2 separate regions of the Mus musculus genome follow, and region 1 is linked to region 2. A link is a loop called in an ENCODE intact Hi-C map of the cell type or tissue named here. Cell type or tissue: heart. All regions are shown on one strand.

What was found. A loop is a pair of places that touch in the nucleus more often than their neighbours do. Peaks named below come from ENCODE experiments on the same cell type or tissue, not always from the same donor. Only the 100,000 strongest peaks of a DNase experiment are listed, where the experiment ranks them.
Region 1: a loop joins it to region 2, with 16 times the contacts of the local background. A loop is called at or near these places in 12 of 42 quality-filtered maps.

Annotation. Positions count from the first base shown.
Region 1 is chr10:84,513,043-84,515,542 of GRCm38, forward strand. The region is part of intron 2 of Gm34405 (a long non-coding RNA gene); the gene reads right to left. Among named protein-coding and RNA genes, the nearest start is that of Gm34405, 3.4 kb to the right of the region's middle. In heart, a CTCF peak has its summit at 1,228 (motif pointing left); a DNase peak (open chromatin) is centred at 1,329.
Region 2 is chr10:83,818,303-83,820,802 of GRCm38, forward strand. No RefSeq gene overlaps it. Among named protein-coding and RNA genes, the nearest start is that of 1500009L16Rik, 97 kb to the left of the region's middle. In heart, a CTCF peak has its summit at 1,528 (motif pointing right); a DNase peak (open chromatin) is centred at 1,559; H3K4me3 peaks cover 346 bases; H3K27ac peaks cover 271 bases.

The DNA of each region.
Region 1 (2,500 bases), 690 kb after region 2:
TGTGGGGTAGGTGTGGCCTTGGTGGAGGGAGTTTATCACTGGTGATAGGGTTTGAGGTTTCAAATGCTCAAGCCAAGTCCAGTCTCCTCTCTCTGTCTCTCTTTCTCTGTCTCACTCTCTCTCTTCCCTCCCTCCCTTTCTCCCTTCTTCTCTCCCTCCCTCCCTCCTTCCCTCCCTGCTGCCTGCTAATCCAGATGTAGAACTCTCAGCTACCTCTCCAGCACATCTGCCCACACCTGCTTCCTGCCATGGCCATAATGGACTAAACCTCTGAACCTGTGAGCCAGCCCAAAGTGAAATGTTTTTCTTTATAAGGGTTGACATGGTGTCTCTGCACAGCAAAAGAAACCCTAAGACAGGTAGTTACTGTCTTCAGTTGTATACCCACAGTAGGGTTCAATATAGCCACGGATCACCCTGGTTAAGCTCAGAAAGTCACAAAATAAAGCAAAAGAATGAGAAGGGAGGAAAAAGACTAGGAAGAGAAGAGAGGAAAGGGCAGCAGAAACGAGAACGGATTATATACATGTATGAAATTGTTCAAGAACAAGCTTAGTGAGGGTTTCCCAAGCAAAGATGAGAGATGCTGGGGCCGTCGGGGCTAAGCCTAGACTGCCGACCTCACTTTCCGTCTCTGCCAAGGGACACCCCAAAGCCACCACAGGCTTAGCATCAATCCACTTTTGGAAGGAATGCCCGTCTCCAAAGAAAGCCACCCCTACTATTACAAACTGCAGAGATGGGGAACCACCAGCGTGTGGTGTTGGCATCTTTAACGGTGTCTTTGGGATTAAGCATTGGTCACCCCAAGAAAGGCCAGGTCACAATCTCATTCCGAACTCTCAACAACTTGGGGGGGGGGCCTTTGATAACCCTCCTAACTCAAACATGTGATTCTGGGGGAGGCCATTCAAGGGTTTTCCCCCCTGTTGGGCTCACTTAAAGAAAGTTGAGCCCCGCACAAATAAATTTCCCAGCTACACCTACTGCTTGGCCTTGTTTCTTATTTCCTTGGAATCCTTGACTGACTCTGCTTTGTTCTCTCCTGTAGGGATTACAGAATTCTCCACTAGAAGAGATCATGAGGAAAATTGGGGCCAAGCTTCATATCTGACAGGTAACAAAGATTTCCCAACAAAAAACAAAGATTTCCCAACAAAATGATCGAGAACCATCAAGGCCAGCTGCCTGGCCCCAACCTGTCCTCTGCACCACACTGCCCTCTCCTGGACACATATGGAAACAACCACTGGGAGGCATTTGATTTGTGGGAGTCTTGCCTAATGAAGGCTTCCTTGGGGACTAGTCATAAGTGTTGTCTCCAAGCTGTCTCTCTGCAGACTTCCCTCCCTCCTGTACTCCTTCTTGCTTACTGGAACCCCAGTTTCCCTCTCTGAAGTATGAGAAGAAGATAAACGACGCCGGAAGCTGGTAAGAAAGAACACAGAGGCCAGGTTGGGCTGAGGGAGGACCTGCCTGTGCCTGAACTCTTAGCTAGAAGACGCCCCCTCCACACCCCCCACCAACAACAGTGCAACAAGAAAACCCAAAGCTCTTTGATGTATGAAGCTCTGACATCACAGGCCTTAAAAGAGTCCCGCAAAGCTCAAAGCTTCCATTCTTCAGGGTAACAATTTCCATGTATTCATCTCAGAAACTGCAAGGATCAAAAACAAAAAACAAAAAAAACAAAAAAAAAAACAAAACAAAACAAAAAAAAACAAAACAAAACAAAAAAACCTCCCAGTGCCTTCAGGAGCCAGAGACCTAAATGGGTTAAGAGATCAGTGAGAGTGAGTGGGTGGGAGCCATGGACTCTAGAGGCGACAGTTTGCTACAAGCTTTGTTTCCCCAGCTCCCAGCATTCCCAGCACTGTGGCCAATTGTTACGTCCCAAGTGGAAAGATTTGAAAGTACTTCAAACCTTACACCAACGCCATGAAGTAAGTAGGTGTCGCCGGCTTCACATCCATTTGTTAAGTGGGGAGACCCAGGCATAGAATACAAGAAGTGTTTCCACGGGCAGACAGATTGGTAGGGGTGTGGCTGGAGTTTGAACACAGAACCCAATTTCCTAACTGCCAATATGGGGTACACAGGATGAGCTTGAAGGCTCGGATCCCGGGTGCATTTTAGGAAACAAATTTTTTATCAGAGACAACCCATTCCCCTGGCCAATCCCCTGAGCTGTACAACATGTGTCCCACCCAGGGTGTGACATTTAACACATGCACAATTTGAGAGGTTATCACCGAATACTAATATCCCAATTTGGCTTACCGGTCTAAAAGTCTCTCTGCCTGACCTTCCAGGCTAGATGGATTGGGGAAGAAGAAAGCTCCTTAGAGCCAATGTTCCAAAGATTCATATGAACAGACCTCTTCATCATTAGGTTCTCAAAGGGAACTAATTAGGGGTGTGTGTGTGTGTGTGTGTGTGTGTGTGTGTGTGTGTGTGTGTGTGCTGTAAAGGTGTTTATAGCACAGAAAAGTGCACGTGT
Region 2 (2,500 bases):
TGGCCTGGCAGAAACAAGAGAGAGCCTGCCTTACCAAGGTAGGAAAGGGGAACAGACTCCTGAAAACTCTCCTCTGATCTTGATTCGTGCACAGTGGCAGATGTGCATGCACACACACTCTCTCACACACATACAAGTACGAAATAATGAGAGAGAGAAAGAATTATAGATTCTCCTTGTTAAACTCCGTGGGGGTCCTTTTAGAGAGATGCAAATCCAGTATCTTTGTTTTGTGCTGCTATAACAGACAACCAGAGGCTGGACAATTTATAAAGAGCAGGTCTCTTTGGCTCAGAACTCTGGGAAAGCCAAGCACACGGTGCTTGGACAAGGCAGAGGTTTCAGATGGCGTGAGGATGTGGGGGAGAGGGACAGAGACAGGAGCTTGGGGACAGGGATGACTTAGCTTTTGATCTGAACCTATTCCTGTGATTACCAATCCACTTCTCTGCTGGAGGTATTACTGTATTCCTGAGGGCCAGGTCCCCAGGCCCTAGTCACCTCATAAAAGTCTTCTCTCTACAGTGGCACTTACATTTCAATGGTAGGGTGTGTGTGTGTGTGTGTGTGTGTGTGTGTGTGTGTGTGTGTGTGTGTGATGCAGGGGACAACACTGAGTTTTGTTCTCCAAGCGGTTTGCATTTAAAGGAAAAAAATATCTTTGTGAGGCACAGTGTCTTCACTAGCTTGGAACAGGCTAGACTGGCTGACCAGTGAGCCCAAAGATACAGCCTGGTTTGTGGCATACCCTCAGATCACAGTGTGGACCTGACATTTGCCCAGGGAGAGAAGGAAGGCAGGAAGCTGCTAGGTAGCTTTGAGAGAGCAGGAGGAAATCCCAGGGGCTGGAGGGAGTTAGGTAGGGGAGGAAGGGAGGAGGGCAGGTTGCTTGCACATGAAGTGAAGGAGTCCTGAGGTCAGCGTGTGCTTTGATATGCTGATAGGCGCCACTGCAATCCATACATCTTGGAACCTACAAAACAAAACAAAACAAAACAAAACAAAACAAAACAAAACAAAACAAAACCTCCCTTTGGGTCTAGAAAGCTTGTGCCCAGTTGCTGGCTGAGTAGCCCCAGGAGGGCAAGGCTTAAGTTTAGGTGCTGCAGAGATTCTGAGGGTGTGGCAGCTGGTTGTCAGTCAACCACACCTTCCCACAAAGCTCTCCCAGGGATATCTCTGCATCTGCATTAACACCGCGGGGCTATTGTTGGAACTGTGGATGGACCCAGAGAGGGCCGCACAGCCAAAAATGAGTCAATTCGCTTCCCCTTCCCCAGTAATTTCGGTTAGCTGGCAGATTAAATATGGAGGATACCTGTCACAGGACAACAGTGTTGGTACGGGGGATTCTGGAGAGAGGTGGCCTGTTTCTGCCAAGACAAGTTACCTAACTTTGCTGGAAGTCAGATTTATCCTCTGAAAAAACAAAAAAGGAGGATACTAACAGTTTTTCACTTCGTGGGTTGTGGGAACGAGATGAGATAATCCATCACAATGGCTATTATGCTCAAAGTGGGCTGCAGGGGGCAGCATCCTCACAGAAATGTAAGGAAACCTGGCGTTCAAAAGTACCGCACAGTGATACAGAGAGGATCAGCAGCATCACCGATATAAAGAACCTTACCGGTGGGTGGGCGCAATTAAGCAATTTCAAGAGAAAGAGCAGAAAATTTCAATCAAAAGACCCATGCGCACTTTACAGTGAGCACGAGAAAACAAGGAAGGCTTCCCTCTAGGAGCGGGACTACCGCGCTGCTGCTTTGGACATGCCTTGGTGAATCCCCGAACACAGCACAGGTTGCAACTAGAGACCAAGTGTCCTGAGAGAAACTGAGAAGGGAAAAGCTTTGGGCTTGCAGGACATGTGGGGCCGGATGCCAGTACAGTCCCTCACTAGATAGAAGACTTTAAACCGCTTGGGTCATGTCAGAGTTGGATGCTGACAACCTTTTACTCAAAAGGTCAGAGCACAGGACCAGCCAGAGACAGGCGGCCATTACTCTTCATCTCATGCCAAATGTCCTAGTGCCCCTTTTGATTTGCCCTGCTTTCCTGAAGGACACTTCCCTAGGTTCTCTGGCTTTTCCCAGAACCTTTAAAGCACCCATCACTACTCTTGAGTATGATTGGGACTCTACCTCCTGGACCCCGTAGGCATATCATTAACCATCACTAAACAAAGTCCCTACAGTTTGCCACATACTATTTTGTTTTACGCTGTTTTCAACACAACCGTTGGAACCCCCAATCTTATTCTTTAGCCCCTTTCTGCTTCTCTCTGGATTTAAAGAATTTCTCACACCACAGATGAAAACAGACCTTCTTTGTCATGGTTAACTGGCAATGCCCTGCACAGATGTGCCAGCGTGAAAGAATTTTAGGGCTGATGGATGGGTGGACTCTGATATTTTTTGTTGTTGTTGTTGTTGTTGAGAAAACATGGTGGAAGTGCCCTCTGTGTAGCTTGCTGTCTGTGGCGGCAAATGGTTCACTAGCG